2 separate regions of the Homo sapiens genome follow, and region 2 is linked to region 1. The links are chromatin loops, found by intact Hi-C in ENCODE. Cell type or tissue: heart right ventricle. All regions are shown on one strand. Each heading gives the region's core, and the rest is flanking DNA. Links, peaks and the distances in the headings are about the cores only.

Evidence for each region. Hi-C counts contacts between places; a loop is a spot of excess contacts. Peaks named below come from ENCODE experiments on the same cell type or tissue, not always from the same donor. Only the 100,000 strongest peaks of a DNase experiment are listed, where the experiment ranks them.
Region 2: a loop joins it to region 1, with 16 times the contacts of the local background. A loop is called at or near these places in 23 of 110 quality-filtered maps.

Annotation. Positions count from the first base shown.
Region 1 is chr1:213,368,494-213,379,280 of GRCh38, forward strand. It overlaps a transcript of RPS6KC1 not described here. Among named protein-coding and RNA genes, the nearest start is that of RPS6KC1, 320 kb to the left of the region's middle. RefSeq lists enhancers at 3,252-3,778, 3,779-4,303. In heart right ventricle, for the core only: a CTCF peak has its summit at 5,984 (motif pointing right); a DNase peak (open chromatin) is centred at 6,028.
Region 2 is chr1:213,977,351-213,988,018 of GRCh38, forward strand. It overlaps PROX1-AS1 (PROX1 antisense RNA 1), which reads right to left and starts at 8,803. Exons shown (of 6, transcript NR_037850.2): 1 at 8,719-8,803. PROX1 (prospero homeobox 1) reads left to right here and starts at 10,623. Exons shown (of 5, transcript NM_001270616.2): 1 at 10,623-10,668. RefSeq lists enhancers at 6,103-6,789, 6,790-7,475. In heart right ventricle, for the core only: a CTCF peak has its summit at 5,734; a DNase peak (open chromatin) is centred at 10,561; H3K4me3 peaks cover 3,628 bases; H3K27ac peaks cover 1,821 bases; H3K27me3 peaks cover 6,844 bases.

The DNA of each region.
Region 1 (10,787 bases), core at 1,597-9,596:
TAAAATGTGCTATTGACTTAGGGGAGGAGATGGGAAGGCAGATATTTAGAGCTCAGATTTTGCAAATTAGAAATGTGGGGACCCTTGCTGTGCATTGTTAGAGCATTTGATTGAATTGTTGCCTATTGTAACTGGGAAAGCAAACCGTAAGTTGACTGAAGCTGTAGCTTTAGGGGAAATGGCAGCAAAAATTCAGAATGACAGCAAGAGTGTTGGCTTGCTGTCTCCTTCTTGCCACTTCTAGCAAAGTCCTGCAAAAGAGAGCTGGCCAGTCTGCGGACAGATATGGAGAGAAATGCTGCTTTGCTTAGGAGGTGTTCTCAGCCTGCGGCCTGCAATCTAAGTTGATTGAGATTCCTATAATTTGAAGCTTTGTCGGTTTTTATGTGCAAGATGAAGTAGGAGTTATTAATATGTAGTATCTCCAAATCAACACCTTAGCAGGAAATAAGGCTGAGGCCCACCATAGCAAAGTCAGAATTAGGTGTGTTATCTTCCACAGTTGCGTACTGTCTGTCTCTGAACTTACTTTATGTTAGAGATTAAGTCCTTGTCTATAAGCTTCTGAGATTCGGGATTTTCTGTTTACATAGTGGAACTTGATCTTAATTGATCCAAAGTTTTCTTCTGTCATGCTGAGGAGTCAGTATGCTACAGATAAGACCTGAGAAGAGTGGGCTGGGGGAGGTATGGAGTAGGCAACTTCTAAGATGGTTGAAGTTATAGGGCATGAGTGAGATTTCTTTTCTCATACCTTCCTGCACCTTGGCTTGTTTGGATCCTGACATTCTACCATTACATTGCTATTCCTTTAATTTTCAAAGGCATTTCAGATGTTGAAAGTCTCTTCCTAATGAGTTTCAAATACCTAGAGTAGGAGATGGACACAAGAATATTCTAGCCCCTGACAGCTACCAAAGACCCCTGGCCCTATGGGGCCAAAGTCCTGGGGGTGGGAAGGGCACTGAATGGGAATGGAAAGGATGTCACAGAGAAATGCAGCCAAGCTCGCAATTCCACTAAAGGCTGGTGCAGCCTAGCATGCCGGGATACTGGGATGTGTTTCTCAGTGAAACCCATTCTTTAGGGCTGAACCTGCGTGGTGTCAGTGAAGTGGAATTTGATCCATGTAGACAGCTGATCTGGACATTTTTGGCCTGGATTATTTGTTTGGCTGTCTCCACTGATCAAATTAACTGGATAATTGCCAAATATCTTCTCAGTTGTGCTCCCCTAGGCAGCTGGTGTGGCCAGCAGGATGGGGAGGGAACCTCCAAGGACAAGTCAGATTAGAGAATTAGCACATATTTTCGACCTGGTCGACCCAGGGAACTGTCCATTTAATCAGGGTGAGAATTGAGGGCCTGGGTTCGGGGGAAGTGAGAGCTTCAGCCCTCCTGGCTTTATAGGCAGGAAGATGCCACAGTGGTCCAGCCTGCAATTTTCCTCAAGAAACCCTCTAGGCCAGCGTGTAAGATGGTGCCAAATCTGTCTAGGAGAGCTGCCCTAATTCTGCTCTCACTCACTATGGTGCCTGTGTTGAGGACATAGGATGGTCTTATCTCGAAGCAATTGCAATGTAGGAAGATGAATTTCTAACCTCCAGGGCCAAGAAAAGCTCAAAAAGATGCTGTGCAAAAGACAGGGAAAGAGCTCTTCTTTCTCTTACCTCCTTCTCAGGGGTGGTGGGACCCCAGGCTCTTGCTTGTACTAAGACAGTTTGGACCTTACCTGCTTCTCTGTTATTTTATTTTATTTATTTTATTTTATTTTATTTTATTTTATTTTATTTTTTTTGCATGTATCTTGTCTCCACAACCAGGATACATCTTTAAGAACATGATTTTTTATGGGTCTCCTCAGCACCTGGTGGAATGTCTGGCACATAATTAGTGCTCAGTAAGCTGGCTGGCCAACTGCTTGATTCAATAAGATTTGTTGGGCACTTACAGGCTTGTGCACTTCGGGATGTATGAAATAGTCAAGCCTAAACTGAGAGCCCCCAGTTTCATGGGGCAACACATGACCACACTGCAGCATGGGAAGAGAGAGAATAGCTTTCAATGGAAGAGGTATGGGGGTATTAAATGGGGTTGGAGGCCAACATGCTCTTACTGAGCCAGAGCCCTGAGAGGGCCGAGGAAACAAGGGAAGTGTTATTAGTCCCATTCAATAGATGAGCAAACTGAGGTTCGAAGAGATGAAATGACTGACTTGCTCAAGGTCTTGCTGCTAGCGCGAGTTGGAGCCAGGATGTAAACTCAAGTTTGCTGACCCTCTTTGTAGAGAGACTCTACTCTAGATGGGCCCTCTTCTAATGCATTTCATCTTGGCCTTTGGGGTGGGGGACAGGGCAGTGGCATTGAGTACCAGAATGGGGCAGAGATGTCAAACTCGTGCCCCATGACCTGAAGCAGTCTGCAGATGGGTTTGTTAGATTCATACAGTGTGGTTATTTTTAATTGTAGTAAAATACACATAACATTGATCTCTTTAACTGTTTTTAAGTGCACCGTTCAATAGAGTTAAGTACATTCACAAGGTTGTGCAGCCAATCTCCAGAACTTTCCTTCTTGCACAACTGCAACTATACCCATTAAACAACAACTCCCCCTTGCTCCTTACCCCCAGCCCCTGTCAACTGTCCTTCTACCTGCTGGCCCTGTGAATTTGACCACTCTAGGTACCTCCCGTAGAGTAGGAGCCAGAGTATTTGTCTTTTTGTGTCTGGCTTATTTCACTTACTATGATGTCCTCAAGGCTCATCCTGTTGTTGCATGTCAAAATTTCCTTCCTTTTTAAGGCTGAATAATATTCCACTGTTATGTAGACACCACATTTTGTTGATCCGTTCATTTGTCAATGGGACTTTTTGGCAGCTTCCATCTTTTGGCTGCTGTGATGAACATGGGTGTGCAAATATCTGCTCGAGTCCCTGTTTTTAATTCTTTTGGGTGTATACCCAAAAGTGGAATTGCTGAATCATCTGATAACTGTATGTTGAATATTTTGAGAAATTGCCATGCTGTTTTCCATAGTGGCTGAGCCACTTTACGTTCCCACCAACAGTGCACAAGGATTCTAATTTCTCCACATCTTCTTGTTACTTTCTGGTTGTTGTTGTTTGGTTTTTGTTTTTAATAGTGGCTATCCTAGTGGTTGGCAAATATTTAAAAATGAAGATATTTTACATAATGATTCAGATCTCTGGCTTTCACTTTACAAAATAAGAAACCCTGCCACTTCTGCATAACATAAACCTGCTGGGCCAAGGCAGTGGCCTGCACTGAAATGGGGCACAGGCTTTCCGGTTAGCTGCCGAGCACACTGACCTCCTCCACTCCTGACCTCACCTCTCCAGGCATTTGAACTTGTGAGTCTGGGGGAGGGGGACCAGAATGCCCACTCCCTGCTCGCCATCATCCTGGAGGGTCTTCATGAACATACTCCAGTAGTCACAGGACTGGACAGGAGTCAGAAATCTTGAGCTGTCTGTCATTCCACCTCTGTGAGTTTGGGCAAATCACTTCACCTCTTCCTTACTGCAAAATGGAGTCCTGCCATCTTTGCTGTGCAGCTCCCAGGAATTCTGTTGTAATGGAGACAGGCAGCGGAAGTGGAAGCTCTTCATAAACTGTTGACTGAAAATAAAGGATAGGCTGCTTGTTGTGATGAATGAATGGGTGGGACCTGTGCAGGTGGGTGCTGCTGAGAGAGGGGTGTCTGCCTGCACCACTTGGGCCGCGGCCTCCAGCCCACCTTCTAACAGGGCACCTGAAAATGGTTGTTGACAAGCATAAGCTCAGCTTCTGGGCAAATGCCCCTAATGTTTGCCTTCAGATCTATTGAGAAACCACCTATCAGGCAGGAATGCAGGTGCAGGAGGCTCCCTGAGGCCTTTGTCAACAGGCCCTTTGGTCCTGCACATAGATAGGCCTGGCCTTACGGGATTGGGCATCTGCGTGTGGCCCATCCTGTCGAGGGGGAGCAGGCTGGGTGTCTGCCCGTCTACCCTAGCTTTTTTCTGTGTGAGTTCAGCAGCAATTGCCCTCTAACCATTTCTGTTGAACTCCCTCTCTTGGGAACTTCGCTTTGTCATTTAAAATAGTTTGGGAACTTCAGATTTAGCCCAGTGTCAGAGCAGTTTATTTGGTCTGTAGGCATTTTTGTTTTTAAAATTCATGACAAGTTCCGTGCAACATGTTTTATTATATTTTCACCACCTGTTCTACCTTGGGGGTGGTATTAAAATCTGGGACCATCCATCTATCGCTCTTTTTTTTTAAGTTTCCTTATTTGCCATTTATATGTGTCTTGCAAACACACACATGCACACACAATGTGAATTTAAATATAGAAGGATAGATATACAAATACATACATATTTAATATATATAAATAAATATCTGTATTCCCCTCTCTCCTCTTGTTGCTTGATTGGCTTTAAACTGTGGTTGTAATGTTGAAGGTGTATGTTTGACAAGCTAATTGTGGAGTTTTAAATGATAAATTTGTAAAACAAATAAATACTTAGAAAATCCTTTGCCAGTGTGAAGTGCTATCTCTGTGAACATTAATAGCGAAAAAATTATCACAATATCTAATCCTCTAACGAAAAAGCATTTGAAAACTTTACAGCTTCTTTCAGCTTCCACTGAGGTCAAAAAGGAGGGGTAGCATGCCCATTTTTACAGATGGAAAAATCAAGTCTTTACACAGATATTTAAGAAGGGTAGCTGGAGGGCCAGTGTTGGAATTGGGGGCCCATCCTTAAATCCTGACATCCATACAACTATCTGTTCATTTCTCTATGTTAATTAGGACAAGGGACCAGGACATATTTAGAGCACTACGTGCTATTTCCTTTCTCTAAAAATCCAAGTACGGCACGATGCATTTGGGTTTAATGATGTTCTTATTTCAGCCCTTGGATCCAGCTGTTCCTGAAGCCTACATTTTTCAGTTATGTATGTCAATAAACTACTTTTGGGTTTCTTTTACATGAAATAAAAAATAAAAAATCAGAACAAAACAACAAAAAAAGAAAACCCATCCATAAGTAACCTATGCTGCCAGAATTAAGGTTTACAACATATTATGTATTTGACAATTTAAAAAAATGGGAGGGGGCATATTATCATCTCCATTTCTTAACAGATATAAAACCAGATATCCATACAGAATATCCTATTGCTTATAAAAGCAGGCCAACAAGTATTTAGGGCTCAAAAGCAAGCTTCTCTTAGAAGAAATAAAAAAGTAGCCTATTGCACCTTCCCATAATATCATTGGAAAATATGTATCTGGATCTTTAACACGATGCCCTATCACATCCTCTTTGCTGATAATTTCAAGAAGGATCTGTTTGTGGCATTTAGACAGTGAATTTCCCTTTATCGCCACCGAAACCAGAAGCTTCCCAAGGGCAGTGAGGGAGACCTCTGTATCCTTTGAAGGCTCCTGCTTTTCTTGTTTCATAGAGAGGTAATCTGTAGTATTCCTGACTGGTAATATAGGGAATAAGAGTGGCATGTATAAGTAGAATTTGCAGAATAACATCCTGGAGCAAACATAAAGCCAGGATCTTGTAATGGTTAAGAGCATGGGCCTTGGTGTCATGTGAACCTAACTGAAGCAAGTTATTTGACCACCTCATGTATCAATTTCTCTATTTATAAATGCTAATACTATGGTTGATAGTAAATGCTCAATAAATGATAGTTATCCTATTATTTCACAAAAGTTCAATCAAATAAATCTGGATCAGTGAGATTCACAGTGTTCATTAGTATATTTAAAGAATTGAAGACGTCCTCCACTAAAGCAAACTGATAACTTTTATTTATCCCAGTGTTTTCAAATCTCACTTAACATACAATACTTTTCTCTTAGGCTATTTTTCTGCAGAACTAAGGTCCAATGGAACACACTTTGAGAAACCCCAGGGGTTGTACCCTGTAGTAATTGAGGGGGATTCATTAGGCCACCACTAGGGGGTGCGCCAGCCAAGTTTTCTGATTCTCGGTGAGAAAAGAGGGTTTGCTCTGGGCTTCCAAAGAATAGAGGTTTTGAAAGCTTCAGTGGAGAGGGAGGGCATGCCAGGAGAGACCAAAATTCCAAAATGGCAATGACTTTGAGAAGCAAGGGAAGAAAAGAGACGTGATCACACCACGTGGAAAGGTGGTAGAAGTTTTCCTGCCCTTTCTGTTGAGATGTACAAATGGCTGACCTTCGGATAATGAATCACTAGAGATCCCAGAATGGCTGGAATGAGAAATGTGGCCTGAAGACCAGGTCAGGACTAGGCTGGGGACAGAAAGGGAAGGGCCTGCAACACACCTCCAGAGGCCTCTGGGAGGGGGGCCTTGGCCCTGGACCTCCAGGAACGTGTGTGATGGGGAGGGAAAATTTAAAAGGCGAACAGTTTCCAGGATTTTTGGTTTCTACGTCTCATATATTTACTACTACAACGACAACAACTATTACTACACACACACATATACACACATACATACACACACATACATACACATACACACACATACACATACATACACACGTACACACATACACACACATACACACATACACACATCTACGCATATATAAACACATATACTTATATATACACATACACATATATACACACATATACACATATATACACGCATACACACATACACATACACACATGTACATACACATATACACATATACATACATACATATTCACATACATACACATACACACATATATACACACATACACACATATACACATACATATATACACACATACATACACACATACACACATAGGCATATACACATATATACACACATACACACATATACACACATATTTAATAAATACATATTTTCTGATAAGGTTTTCTCTTAACCTCGTGCAAAGTGTGTATATCTGTTGTAAGTGAATTAAGGTGGTAGATTTCGAGGTGAATGCTGAATGCCAGATAATAAAAGTGTTCATAATAGAAAATTTGGGGGAAAACACAGAAAAGCAAAAAGAAATCACTTGCCATCGGATCCCCCACCCCCAAGAACATGTTGAGGGATGTAGGAGATTGTATAAGTAATTGGGCATTTGAGGGAGCACATATTGGTTAGGATTCTTTTGGTTATAAGTGACAGAAATCCAATTCAAAAGACCTAGGTAAAATGGTGGCTTGATTATAAGGATCTGGGGTTGTCTGTCTCATGCACCCCAAGGGCAGAAATGTGGCCAGGGCTCAGAAACAGCAAGACAGGGGGACCTATGTTTTGTCAGGACACTCCTTCTCTAACTGTTTCTTCCTTTCTGCATTTGCCTCCTCCCCGCTCTACTTTTATGGATTGGCTGCTGGGGGGTCTCTGGCCCAGAGGGCCAGACACATGGGCCCACAGCTGCAACTACTAGGCATGCTGTCCTATCGTTTCTGCTGCTGGAAAGAGAAAGACTCCCTCAGTTCCAATTCCAGAATTACTGGGGAAGGAGAGAATTGTCCTGGCTTGGGTCAGATGTCCACCCTGGACCAATCAGCTGTGGCCAGGGGCCAGCCATATTGTGTATAATGGCTCTTCTCGTGACAACTGTGTGTGTGTGTGTGTGTGTGTGTGTGTGTGTGTGTGTGTGTGTGTAAAGTTTCCAGAAAAGCTGGAAACAAGGACAGAGAAAGTAGATACTGGCAGACAAAACAATATCTAGTACTGTATATGTTTTCCATATTTGTATAACTGAGATTAAACTGTATGTAAATGAATCTTGTTTTTAACTAAATGTTATGTCATTAGCATTTCCCTAGTCCCTAAAATCTTTGTAAATTGCATTTTGAATTATTGCATTGTATTCAATAATTTGGATTTACTTAGCAAATTCCCAGTTGTTAGATATTTAGGTTGTTTCTATTTTTTTTAAAATTGCATACTTAATGATGTTGAGGTGTTAAAAAATTTCAGCTATCATGAGTAATGCGATGGTAGAAGACAGTTTTCCTCATTTCATGCAAGAATTAGGTACATTATTGAGAATTAAAAAAAAAAAAGATATGGTCCCACAGTTCCTCATCCTATTTCAAAATTGATGCAAACCGTTCCTCCGATTTTGCCTCCTGCTCTGCTTCTCTTTCCCTTTCTATCCTTCTCTAACTGGAAATGGCAGTAGGAGTTGATGGTTGTGCAGTGCAGAGAGTGGGCAGACAGACAATTAGGGGGTCCCCTGGGGCTCCAGGTTTGCCTTGTCTCTGCCTATTTTCTTTCTGGAAATAGATCTAGGTAGAGTGAACCATACAAGTAAACCCTGCTACTTTGTAACAATCAACACCCCCAAAGTTAGGCATCTCAGGAATGAGGCTCTCTTCAGATGAAGCTGGAGGAAGTAGTGCGAGATAATACAGGACTGGAGACAATCAGGGAGAAGAAGAATGAGGTGGAGGGCTTGTGGTCGGGGGGACCTCAGCAAAGGTTGGCTTCTCAATCTGTGTAACATTCCTGACCACCTTGCACTGGGGACCAAGTAAGAGTCGCCAAACCACTAATCTGCCACATTCTCCTCTGGGAAGGTAAGTCTGGGAAGGCCCGTCTTGGGATGTTGGTGGTTTGCAACATCCTGTGACTTTTCCCAAGTTGGAGTTAAACATTTGCTCAGGCTGAAATGTGCTTTAAAGGCTCTGAGACTTCCTGAACGTGGGGGTCATTGGATGTTTTCTAGTGGAGAGCAAATTCCTGAATGCGATAACCTTTTCTCCTTAGCTGCAGGGAGTTTAGACTTTTTGAAGGAAGTTCCGTTGAAATTCACAAGAGAGGGAAGGAAAGTAAAAATCATGACCTACTCTGTGCTGCATGCTTCCCATCGATTTGATCTTTCTGAGGTCTGAACTGGGAGTACCCTAAACAGTTCTCTCTGTGTCAGATTCACTGGTCATTTAGAGCTGCTCTATTGTTTCAGGTGTTCTGTGTTTTGAGGAGAAGGTGCAGAATGTCCTTTGTCATTGTTTTTCTGCATTTTCTAACACTTTCTATTTGTGGAATACTATGGTTTTTATTAGATATTCCAGTTCCTTCTGTCCTGGAGTGGCTCCAACTGATGTTTTATCATCCTTATTTGTTTTGAATAATAATAAGTGAATAATAATACTAAATGCCATGACTCCAGGAGGTGGAACATTTCTCAAGCTGGAGCTGTATTTAATTTTGTTTTGGAAACTGCTAAAATCATTCAATACGACAAGGCTAAGAGGTGCTACATGTCTGATTGGGGGTGGGAAAATAGGAAATAAAAATATTCCTGCTCAGTTTGGGAGGAAGAGAACTGGCAGCTGAATATGTTTCTTACCTTCATGGGGAAGCCCTACCTCTGAGCTTGACAGCATCTTGACAAACCTTGAATAAATAGGAAAATCCTACACATTGGGACTTTAGTCCTAAAACTTGGCATTTGGGGATAACAATTTATACTTTGACACGATATAGGGAAGAAGGATTTGGCAAGTAAAGAATAATGCAAATAGCAGGAGCAAGGTTTAAGCCCCTTGAGAGACCTATTTCCCCAGCTCCTGTTAGGGCAGCTCTGAGGGCCCTCCACCCAGCAACCTTGCTTAATGGAGGCATTGCCATCTGAGGAACTGAGGTACGCTGTTGTAAGCTGATAATTGCAGTACCTACCAGACAACCACAACTGTGACTTTCTCCTAATTTAACTCTCCCTCTAAGTGTGAAACTGTAGTTAGTAAAATAAAAATAGAGTTCTAGAATAACTGGCTTTGTTCAAGGAATTATGCCATGTGACTTTGCCTTTTTGTTCTGTTTCCCCATCTGTAAAGAGGGGATGATAATGGGTCCTCCTTATGGGACTGGTGGGAGGATTAATTCAACTCATTGGTTAGAAAAATGCCTGGCATGAAGTGAGTGATCAATAAATACATTTAGTTATTTGTTTTGGGATGGTCATGTACATAGCCTTTGCTTGCTAAATTGCATTCGTGTTTTTCTCGTCTTGATATAAGCTTGTGCTCCCTGAGCAGAGGGCAGGGAAAGTGGGGAGAGAAAGTTTGGAAATGTGTTGAAAAGGAAAGAGGAAACTGATGTTTACTGAACCCAAACTATGTAGCAGGTACTGCCCCACCATTATTTTATTTAATAAATAAATGATGGATACACATATCCATATTTTATATATCCATATTTATTCATTCGTGAAATGAATGCGTGAGAATAAAGGCCAGAATATTTTGTTTCCTTTAGAGCTGAGAAGAAGTGAAGAATCCTGCCAAGCAAGAGCAGTATGTGCATAAGAGAACGAGGCCCTAGCCCAACATGCCCTTCCTCCGACATCCATCCAAGGCACACCTCACAGGTCACCTGCCATGTTCATTCTGGAGAAAACACAGCTTGGTGAGTGATTTATGCTGGGATCTGACAGAGATCCTAGGCCAGGCTACCCTAGACAGGGTGGCTCATCAAGAGAAGGCTGAGGGGGAGAGAGTTCCCTGCTAGGGTCCTAGGGGAGAAGTGTGGCAGTGGCCAACCCCCAGGTTCTCGGCAAGGGTTGGGTGGTTGTTTTCAGATGGTCCTATTGTTGTCTAACTTCAGGCAAGACCCTTGACCTTTCTGAGCCCTGCTTTCATTCTCTGTGAAATGGGAATGAGAACACCTACCTTACAGGACTGTTAAAGGCCTGGTACGTGTGGATCTTCAATTGTTATAGATTGAATTCTGTCTCTCCCAAATTCATATGATGAAGTCCTAATCCCCGGTACCTTTAATGTGACCTTATTTGGAAATAGAGTCAT
Region 2 (10,668 bases), core at 2,569-10,568, 610 kb after region 1:
ACAGAGGCTTAGAGAAATGTGCCTTTTGCAAAACAGTGTTTATGTGTAAAGGTTTTCCAGTTAAGTCCCTGGGAGAAAAAAAAAAAAAAGCACTTGCTTTTTGTCTCTAAAAGGTCTGGTGATGCCCGTGGGTGAGAATCCACCCCGCACTCCCCAAGGCCCCTTGGCAAAGCCAGGGAATGAGTACAGGCAGCTCAGGCCCAGCTGCCCCAGATAAGAGGTGGCCCGTGTTAATGCACAGGCTTCCTCTGCACCTCAGCAGGGCCTTCCTTTTCTAAACAGTCTCCCTTTAATGTTGGCGAATGTTGTTTTTCCATTGACTCAACATCTCGCCTGGTGGTAAGCCAGTGAGGAAAGTTGCAGCGGGGGAGGGGGAAAGTGGGAGAGAGTGATGCCAAAGCAAAAGAGCGGGACGGTCAGCCAGGTTTCCAAACAAGCTAGACACCTGCTTTGGAAAGACAGTGACCAAGCCTAGACTTCTGGCTTCCTCTTCACTTTGATCAGCCTTTTGTTCCCTGCGGGTCTGTGATGGGCTCCCTGCCCCTCCCCTCACCACTGCCCCCTTCACTGGGAGCTACTTCAACTTAGAAACCATCAAAAATTCATAGCTTTTCTCTATGAATGTAACTGTCTTATCTGAAGAAAAGGGAAAACAGTTATTGGAATGCATGAAAGAAGAGAAAGGAATTCTAAGGAAGAGAAGATGGAAGGAAAGTAAGTGAGAAGAGGAAAATTGGAGAGAAAAATAAAGAAAGGGGAAAAGAGAATAGAGGAATAGAAATTAAAGGCAAAAAGAAAAGAATAAAAGGATAGAACAAAAAATAAAGAAAAGGGAGGAGGGCAAAGGAGAAGGACGGCAGAAAAGTGAAATCCAAAAAGGGAGCTTTTCTCCCAGAAGCTCAGTTTCTCAAGCCACAGGACCGTTCCGGGGCTGAGTATGAAGAACAAGGGCTTCTCTGGGCTACCCCAGGTCAAGGGGCATTTTCAAAACCAAATCTTGATTAGAGCCAGCTAAATGTTTTGACTTGAAGGAGACACTGAGGATTATAAAGCAAAATAGAGCAGCATGAGTAAGAAAGAAACAGGAAAAGAAAGAAAATTTTTTTACAAAAACTCATGGGGACACAAAGGGAATGATAGAAAACACTTCTGAATCAGCTAGTCATCTACTAACAAGCTGTAAAGATCTCCAATGACAAGTTGTCACATTAGTTTAGTGAAACTGAAGCAGTACTTATCCCCTTTCCTGTGCTTAATCTCTCCCTGCGTGCCACAAAAACATGCTACCACGTTTAATAGGATTAGTTTCGTTCACTTTCTCCCCCCACCCCTTTTATTTTTTACAATTCTATTTTCAGCAATACAGGGATCCTTGAATTCATCGACTTCCTGTGGTGCACAGTAAACCTGGCATACATGATTTTTACCCTTTAAATACTTTATTTTGAATGTGAAAAATGTAATTTATTTCCTATCTTCCCCCCAATAGCCATAGCTTGGGGTGTGGGGGCAGGTGTTGATGGTAAAAGGGTCAAGACAAAAACAGGGTTATGGAAAAGGGCTGACACAGCCCAATCCCTGCAGAAGCTACTGCCCTAAGCGAAATTGCTCTAGCTCAGACTACAGGCAGACCCGGATTCCAATTCTGGCTGTGCCACTTACTGGCCTTGCGGCCTTGAGCAAGTGGTGAAGCCTTCCCCAGTCTCAGTTCCCTCATTCAAACATGGCGATAATTCATCTCTTGGCTGTTGGGAGAATTACGCATACTATACTTTATTTCCTCACTTCTAAGATTCACTTTTTCTCATATCTTATGTTCCTAAAATCAGTGTCTCACAATCCATTGTGCATTTAAGATCCTCGTATTTTCCTTTTCTCCTAAAGGCCATCTTTAAATGGTGTGTCTTATAATCTACGACATTTTGGAATCAAGAAACGGGAATTTTGGGGTGTAAAGCACCTGTCCCAGTCCTGAGGCGTAGCAGTGCTCAGCAAGTGCTGGGAGTATCCATCGCCGCCCATTTTCACTATGCCTGCTGACTCCTTGCCGCATTCCCACGGAAAGATCACTTTGGAATAGGAGAGAAGAAGGTGTTGACACTTTTGCCCCTCGTCCAGATCCTTCTAGACTAGAGTTTCTAATTGAGGTTTCCGAGATCTGCCTAAATCAAACACCGATCATAACTGCCCATATTGGGTCAGAACCAAAATCCTTCGGTCCACTCTGCTCCCTCAAAGGGTCACCAACTGTCGTGCTTAGCAGTGTCTTGCAAACAGTAATTATCCGATGAATTGAATTATTCTGTTTTCTTTGAGTCCACTTTGGGTTAAGCACCCCCTCCCGCTCTCCCCAGCACCGCCATCAGAAGATTAGCAATGGAGAGAGAAGGGGATGAACTCGCCTGATGGTGGTGGGAAAAGGACGGTGGGGCAGGGAACAGGGACCCAGAGGAGTGAAAGGAGCAGCAGGGCCTAGGGAGGGGACGGAGGAAGATGGAGCTGGGAGGAAGTAGGAAGCTAGCGTGAGGGGCGCTGTCGAGGCGCTGAAGGGGGGCACACACCGAGGCGCAGCCCGCACCCCCAGTAGGCTGAGAGGGCGCCGGGGACCCGCACTGAGAGTCAAGGCAGCCCCGCTTCCCTACCCATAGCGCCCCCCGGGAGATAGTCCGGGACGCAGGGCCCCCGAGGCTGCGGGTCCAAGTCTTTCAGCCAACCCGGGATTAGCGAGCCAGCCGCTTCAAAAGTCTAGGCGAGAGGAAGCCGAGACGCGTCGGCCTTCGCCGGGCTGGAGCCCCTGCCAGATTTAGCCTCCCGCCTGGCCTTTTCTCCGGCCTGCCCCTCCGCCCTTCAAACGACGCTTCCACACGCCCCCTCCCCGCCTGTTTCCCGGGCCTCCTCCGGGGAAACTGGCGCTCTTCGCCCACCCAACTCCCCTCCACCCACCTCCCCCGCGCCCCCAGTTCGAAGTTCCCCCGACAGAGCCCACCCACACTCGCTCCCCCAACTCCACTCCCTTGCCCCTCCCACACACACACAGCTACACACTACCCCTGTCCCGCCCATTCACACTCTGCAGACACACTTCCCCCAGCCCTCCCCATCCCGTTCTCCCCCAACTCACCCACCAACACCCTTTGCCTCTCGGCCTTTGCCCCCTGTCCACCTACAAGTGTAGGGAATAGAGCTCTTTCCACTAGGAGGGTGCTTGGGGAGGAGAAGCCAGAAGTTGCCATCCATTTTTGTACAGTTTGACCCCAAATATGTTTCTCTCTAGTTTTTGGGGGGCGCCCTTTGTTTTTGTCCCCTAAAGTTACGGACTTTTTCCACCTAGGAAACAGGGACAGAGAAAGTAGCCAGAGAGCAGGAACCTTCCACGCTTGCCCAAAGACCACGGACACCAGGAGGACAGGCATCTAGGGGTGATGCTTCCTCTTTCCCTCATTCAGAGAGTGCAGTGCCTTCACCCCGACCCCTGGGGTCCATTCACTAGGGGCTGGGCCCACCGACACCCCACGCTGGCAATCCCTTCTTTACTCCCCCCGCCCCCGGGAATCTACGATTACTTTATCTCAAGCCTTTTGAGGGTACCAGCAAAACACCTTTCTCGGGATGTTTAATAAGCTGCTCACAGGCCTCTGCAGTTGAAAAACTGTCAGCCCTCTTGAGCTGTTGTCTGCTGCTTCAGCCCGTTCCATTTCCTTGGCTTTCTTCCCCCCACTTCTGCAGTCACAGCCGAGCATGGCACCTTCCTGCCCAGCTTCCTTTCCCTTCTCACAGCTGTCCTTGGCTGTCTGTCCCCTAATCACCTTGGGGTATGCTTCTATTCATTGGTTTGAACATAACTTTATGAAAGTTTATATTTTAATTTACATGGATTTGGGGGAGGTTATTGAGTCAAACATGTAAAAACATATAACATATGATCTACATTTGCTTTTGTTTTACCTAGGAATGTTGTCTTTTTTTTTTTTCTCTCCTTCTTGTTGTTCCCTTTTGAAGAGAACTCTTTGTCCTGTGGTTTCATTGGTCTGACCAGCGGTTTCTTTAGGAGATGCTTGCCATCTATAAAACAGGGAGGGTGAACGGGCCAAAAAAAGGTGGGGGTGGGGTGGAGGAGGAAGTAGACTTCAGATTGGTAAATTCCCCCCTTTGCCAGTAGGCCTGATGGACAGTTCTAGGTCCAAAAGCACAGGGCCTAGCTTCCAAATGTGCCAATTCTGATTTATTTTATGGCCTAAAAGACGGGGGAGGGGAAAGCATGTAAAGGTGACAACTATGCATGAGCTAAAATGTGCATACACATACATATCCCATGACAGTCCAGCTGGCTTCACCAAAACGTTGGGGATAGGGACAGGTCCTTATAAGAATACATGTCAGCTCGAGTGTACACAGCACTCATTTGTGGGCAACATACCTTCCAAGTATTGAGCACTAGTCATGTGCTGAACAAGTTTAGTCGTGTAGAAGTCTCTCAATAAATCTATGATTTGGATATTATCCCCACTTCACAGATAAAAAGAACTGAGTCTCAAACAGATTAAGTAACACACTGAAGGTCACAGAGTCAGTAACAAACCAGCTGAGCAGTAATTAAAGACACAGGGTGACCCCCAGATTCCCAGGTCCTTCTTCTGATTACCTCACTGGGGTGGGCCCAGAAATCTTTATTTAAAACAACAACAACAACAACAACAACAACAACAAAACACCCCTTCGGTGATTCCGATGATTCGTCAGGTCTTCGGAAGCACCACTCCACATCAAACCATCCCGCTATTCCTGTCACCAGCCTTGCCTCCAAGCAGCCTACTCCACGTTGGACAAAACATTTAAAACATATTTAAATAGCAATTTCGAAAAACTATACAGCATATGGATTTTCCTTTTGATCTCAAAATGATGACAAACAGACACTTAGATACTTCATAAAAGAAATATTACCAGAAAAAATATAGAAATCTGGCTTTCAACTTCATCTTGCTCTAATTTAAACAAAATGCAACTTTCCAGTTACTCTCTCCAAATGCATCCAAACTGGGAGCGTCCTTCTCTTTTCGCTGCGTCAGGCAGGCACCTACTTATTTCTAGCCCACTCCTCACCCTGAATAAAAGCTTCTGGTAAGATGGACAATATGGAAAACTTCAGTCCTATCACCAAAGCCCCTGAAAATGGAGCACCCCCGAATTCACATCCTTGACGTGAAAGACCAAAGAGAGGGAAGCTGGGAGTAACGGCCAAACATCCTTAGAGTAATTGACAAAAGAAAGGGGGTGGGCAGAAAGGGAGATTTCCATCCCTTCAAACGTGCACGCCCCTCCCGCGGTCCCGGGAGGGAGTCCCCCCTCCCAGGTCGAGCGCGTCCACCGGCTGTCCCCACAGCAACAGGCGGGCGGCGGGGGAGGAGAGGCCGCGGGGGCAGCGCAGGCCTGGCGGCGGCCGAAATCCCCCGGCCACCACGACGTTCCCCGGCTCTGCGGCGCGCCGGGAGCAGGTGGTTGCCCTCTGCGTCCAGGGCGTGTACTGAGCCCAGGCTAGCTGAGCGAGGCTGCAGCCCCTGCGATGGCCCGGGAAGAGGCAAGTGCCGCGGGGCCAGAGCGAGGAGGGACCAGCAGGGCGGCCTGGACCCCCACTTGGCCGCGCAGGCAGGAGGGGCGCGCCCTCTGCGGAGCGCGGCGCCGCGGCAGCCGCAGCATCTGGCGCTCGCTCTCTCTGGCCGGAGAGGCCGCGACACCTAGCGCGGGGCCGAGGCTAGGAAGGGCGGGCCGGGGAGGGAGGAGGGCACTGGGAGGAAGCCGCGGGCGAGGAAGCCCCGCTCCTGCCGAGTGCCTGGAGAGGAGATTCCCAGCCTTCCTGCCCAACCCGAAACTTTTCCAACACACGCAGGCGTATTCCTCGCAGGATTCGGCGGTCCCGAGTCGCAGTCAGGGAGGAGGCTCGGGAAGCACACGTGCCCTGGCACACTGGAGGAGGTACACAGGCACACCAGGAGGGACAGGGCCTCTTGGGAGGCGGCTGAGGGCGTGAAGGCAGCAGGCGGCCACACATCCGAAAGGGACTCCCTGCGAGCGGGATCGAGCGCTTAAAACCCTGCCACAGCTTGGAAGTGTAGCGGTGCCCAGAGGCTTTGCGTAACTTTGCCCACTGCGCCCCCGCGTGCAAAGGTGTCCCCTTCACACTCACACCCTCACCCCATCTCACTCCCCTTGAGTTGCGGCCCGAGACTGCCTTTGTACTTAAGCGACAGCAAAAGATATGTGGATTTGAACCAAAGATGGTGGGCAAGAGTGTTGTAAATTGTGTAAATTCCACTCGCGGGAACCCCCAGATACGTAGGGAGAGCACCCCTTTCTCGCCGAAGGCATCCCCTCCGTTTCTCTCAGCCTTTGGGTTTCCAGCTTCTTCGCTACTATGGACTGAAGAAGACAAAGCACAGCCAAATCAATGTTTTGGGTGTTTTTGTTTTTGTTTGGTTTTTTTAAATCACGGCCTCTCCAAATGCTAACCCTCAAAACGATGGGTGGGGTTGGAGAAAGGCAAGTTATGTCAGGGAGCACCCCTCGGAAGGCGCGCGCGCGGCCTGGCCGGTTCCTCGCCGGGCTCTGGGCAGCCGGGCGGAGTGGCTAGATTATGTAAGTAGCAGCCCTCCATGTGCTCACCACCATCTGTTAATATCTTGGTATTGGAAAGTTCGGTGCCTGAGGCAAAGCCAGGGTTGGCGGCGAAGAGCTCCCAGCCTACACTTCACTACTCCAGGGCAGGGAATGTACTTCCCTTTGATTGTTTTCGCCCACTTCCATAAAATCAAGTAGTAGTGTGTCCCTTCAATCACTGACAACCTCCTCATCCCCGCGGGTGTGTCTTTGTGGGCGAAGAGTGATTTTCTTCGAGGTCAACTTATTGTAATTAGCCCTTTCGATGAAATTATATTTTCATGACAATTCTGCGCTCCTTAAAGCAATGTGGCAGACTCTTATTTGGGAGTGGGTTCTTTATCATTTTAAAAATTACTTTCTTTCTGCCAGCACCCCTGGATCCAAATTCTTGTAAGGGTTATATTTCAACTTCTTTGGAGTGATTGGCTTCTGTTTACTTTGAAAGCTGTTGGTTAAACAAACATCACTCAGGAGGCTTCTAAGCAGTGGGGTTCCCAGGAGAGAAAACGCTGCAGCTGCTACTTGCTACTGATCTTGTGGCATTTCACTTCCCCCCCATTCAGAACAAATCCAGGTTGGGCTTGGCGTCACACTGAGCACAGGAGATGAGAGTGAGAGGCCGTCAGTCAGTTTTGCCTCTAGAAAGCTTGCAGCAGGCAGGCCTGCACCCTGGGGTTGGTTTTCCTCTCTTCCCTTCTTCAGGGTGCTGATAGTGATGGTGGTAGTGGTGGCGGTGGTGGTGGTGGTAGCGGTGGGTGGCTGACCTGGAAGTCCTTAGGCACCCTTTTCCAAAATCCACGTCCACTTTTGCCTCTCAACTGAATCTGGTTGTAATTCTCAGAATTGGTTTGTTTAGGATCTGATAACAGTTGTTTGTAAGGTTTTAAATTACTTATACACACTGTCTTCCCTCCTGCCCCCACCTAACAGCTTTAAGAAAGAACAGGAGGCGTGAGCATACACCGAGCAAATGTCAAGGCGAAGTGTATTTAACCCAGAACCAGATGCATGGGTGATAACTGCGAGTTTGTCTAAGAACACACAGATCACCCTTCAGATAAATAAGTAAATGCAACCTGCACGGATAGAGTGTGTTACAAGACCGGTCAGAACTTGCGTTAACTTCTAAGTTACTGGGGTTGTGTTGGAAGTGGGGCGGAGGGAGGAGTTGTCTTAACCCTAGGCTTGGCGGCTGGTTTCAGAGATGGAGCCAATATCTAGGCGACTCCTTGTCTCCAGGCTTCTCCCCTATCAGAAAACAAAGCGGGAGTCGCCCGAGATAGGGGGCTCGGGCCTCAAGTCTTGTCCAGGGCAGCCCGAGACCCAGGAGAATGCCGCAGCTCTAGCAAGAGAGGTTGCCAGGAGCCTGGCCTGTACGCCTCCCCGACAGTAGAGGACAGGACACGGGACAGGGCTGCGCCGAGGCAGCTCACGGAGCTGGGCTGCGAACCGATCTCGCTCGCCTAGCGTGGCGCGCGCTCCTATTTCAAGTCGCCGCTCCTGCGCCCTAATGCGGGCTGCGAACCGCCGCGGCAGAGCGTCGCGAGCCGGGAGCCTCTGCCGCCGAGGCTGGGGGTGGGAGAGCTTCCTTGTTCGGCAAGCGGGTTACCCCGACTTCGACTCAGGCCTGCTTTTGCCCACGGCGTGACACAGGACTTACTGGGGTTCTCAGGGAACTTTTCCCGCCGCCAGTTCCCGGGCGTGGTGTGTGCAAAACGTGCATTCAAGCGCTATGTGCAATTGACACAAACTTGTGGGCTAAAGTGCAAGCCATTTTTTTCGCGTTTGAATCTTTTTCTCTGTCCCTGACTCCTTTCTTCCCCCTACTCCCCCCTCCTCCTTCTCTGCTCTCCGCCCTTTTAAATGTCAAACTGAGCAGATGGTTTTAAGGTGTGGAAAGGTATATAGCCCTTACTCCTACCAGTTTATTTGTGGGCTGGCGCTAACTTATATGTACAAACCAAGATTCTTAAAGAAAACTAGTAGGACGAAAAATAAGAAAGAAAGTAGCTTTGATCCATTCTCAGATCCCAAGTTTCCCCGCTCAATACACCCGCTTACCTCGAAGGGACCCAACCAATAGAAGCATTATTCCGTCCTGTATCTAATGGGCATGTTGATTATTTCTGCTCCCAGCCTCAACTGTCACATCCCGGTTAGAACACCTGATACAACAGTCAATAGTTGGAGGTGTGAGTGGTGCGTGTGCGCTCCTCTGTGTTGCTTCCGTGATAGACGCGTGGGGGGAGTGTGTGGGGGCGGCAAAAGGGGAAAGAAGAAGGCTGGGGATGCTCCCGCAATCTCTTTTCTTATCGCCGACACCTAACCTGACCGACCTAATTTTTTTTCTCCTTTTCACTGTTTGAAATTCGTGCCAAAAGTTTCCTGCCGGGATAGACTCGGACATACTAACATCGCTATTCTTATTCAAAGGGAGGGCTTAATATCCTCTTTACGGTTTGGTGAATTTGAGGCTGAAATTGTAAATTCCCTAGGAAGGAGTGTGTGTGTGTGTGTGTCGCAGAAGACATTGGTAGTGTTTGGCCAGTGTACTTGTAACACACCTCATAAATACCCTGTTGTCACGACACAGCATGATTCAACCTTTGATCTGATTAAATTTGAGGGACACACGAAGACTACTTGTCCTCCTCCTACTTACAAAAATGAGTGTCTAATAGACTATGTATGAATGTTTCTGCTTCGCAGCTCTTGCAAGTCCCAGCTTTTATAGGATCTTTAGGTCATAAACGCGGCTGCTTTATTAAAAGCCGTTTACTGTGCCCGGTGAAAGGGACGTTCTAGCTGCGGCTGAGGCTCGCTTGCATTTGTAACTTGCAAAGCCCAAGGAGATCTTTAAGAGCCACATTATCTAAAGAAATTTTGCTGGTTATTTTTCAAGCAAGAAATGTCAAACCAAAGTAAATTTTCTAGGGCTTTATTTTAGAGCCTGCGATTTATGCGTTTGAAATTTCTTGCCTAATAAACTTTAAAGTTTGTTGCCCAGGCGTCAAAACTGTGTAAATCCTGTATTGAACAGCTATCTTTGGTCTTTCTGGGGCGAGTGAATTAGTGAAGGGTAATCGCCAGATGTTTGCAACATATATATTTTTAAAGGCTGCTTTACCTACAATCCAACTAATGTCAGAGGTAACCAAGGGTAAATATTCCTCTTCCTGATAATTTGGACTGGAGATAAACTGGGACTCAGCCAATGTTGATCTTCGTCTAATAACAGATGCAGCGGACCCGATGTGAAACCTCTGGCACCTATTATTTTAATACCAAACCTACCTGTATTTTATTGTCCACCTCCCCTTTAAAAGGAACCAAGGGTGACACGTATCCTTGACACTACCTATGATCGTTTAAAAAGTGGAATGATTTGCAGATCCCCCCCTCCCTCCTCCTATGCCACCCCCACCCCTAAAACCCCCACTTTTTCTCCCGTATACTTTTCCGTGCCTTCCTCCACCCAAGTCGGAGGAGCGCTCACTCGCTCGGCCACTCGGCGAACTCGATCAGCTGTATCTGGGAAATGAAAAAAGAAAAAGAAAAAAAAAAAAAAAGACCTGCGTCCTGGAAGAGCTAGTGTGAGCCGGGCGCCGCTCGCGCCGTCTCCCGCTTTGCATAGTGCCCGCAGATGGCTCGCTCCGGCCCAGGCGCGGCGATCCAGTCGTCCCGAAGCTGTGGCAGGGTGGGGGTGGGGGTGGGGGCCGGGGATGGAGGCCGGGGAGGGGGAGCGCAGGGCCCCTCTCCCCTCCTCTCTTCCCAGCCCCTCACCCCCACCCCTTTTATATTTTTTTTTCCTCCCAAGTTCTCTTGCCTTGCTATCCCCCCTTGAATCCGAAGGCGCCTCGCGATTGGGTGCTGGGGCCGGGTACGTCAGATAGACTGTGACGTGCAGTCTTCCTGTTTCCTTCAGCTGTGTCTTAAAGTAAATCTTGTTGTGGAGCGGAGCCCTCAGCTGAGGGAGCGCTCTGAAATAATACACCATTGCAGCCGGGGAAA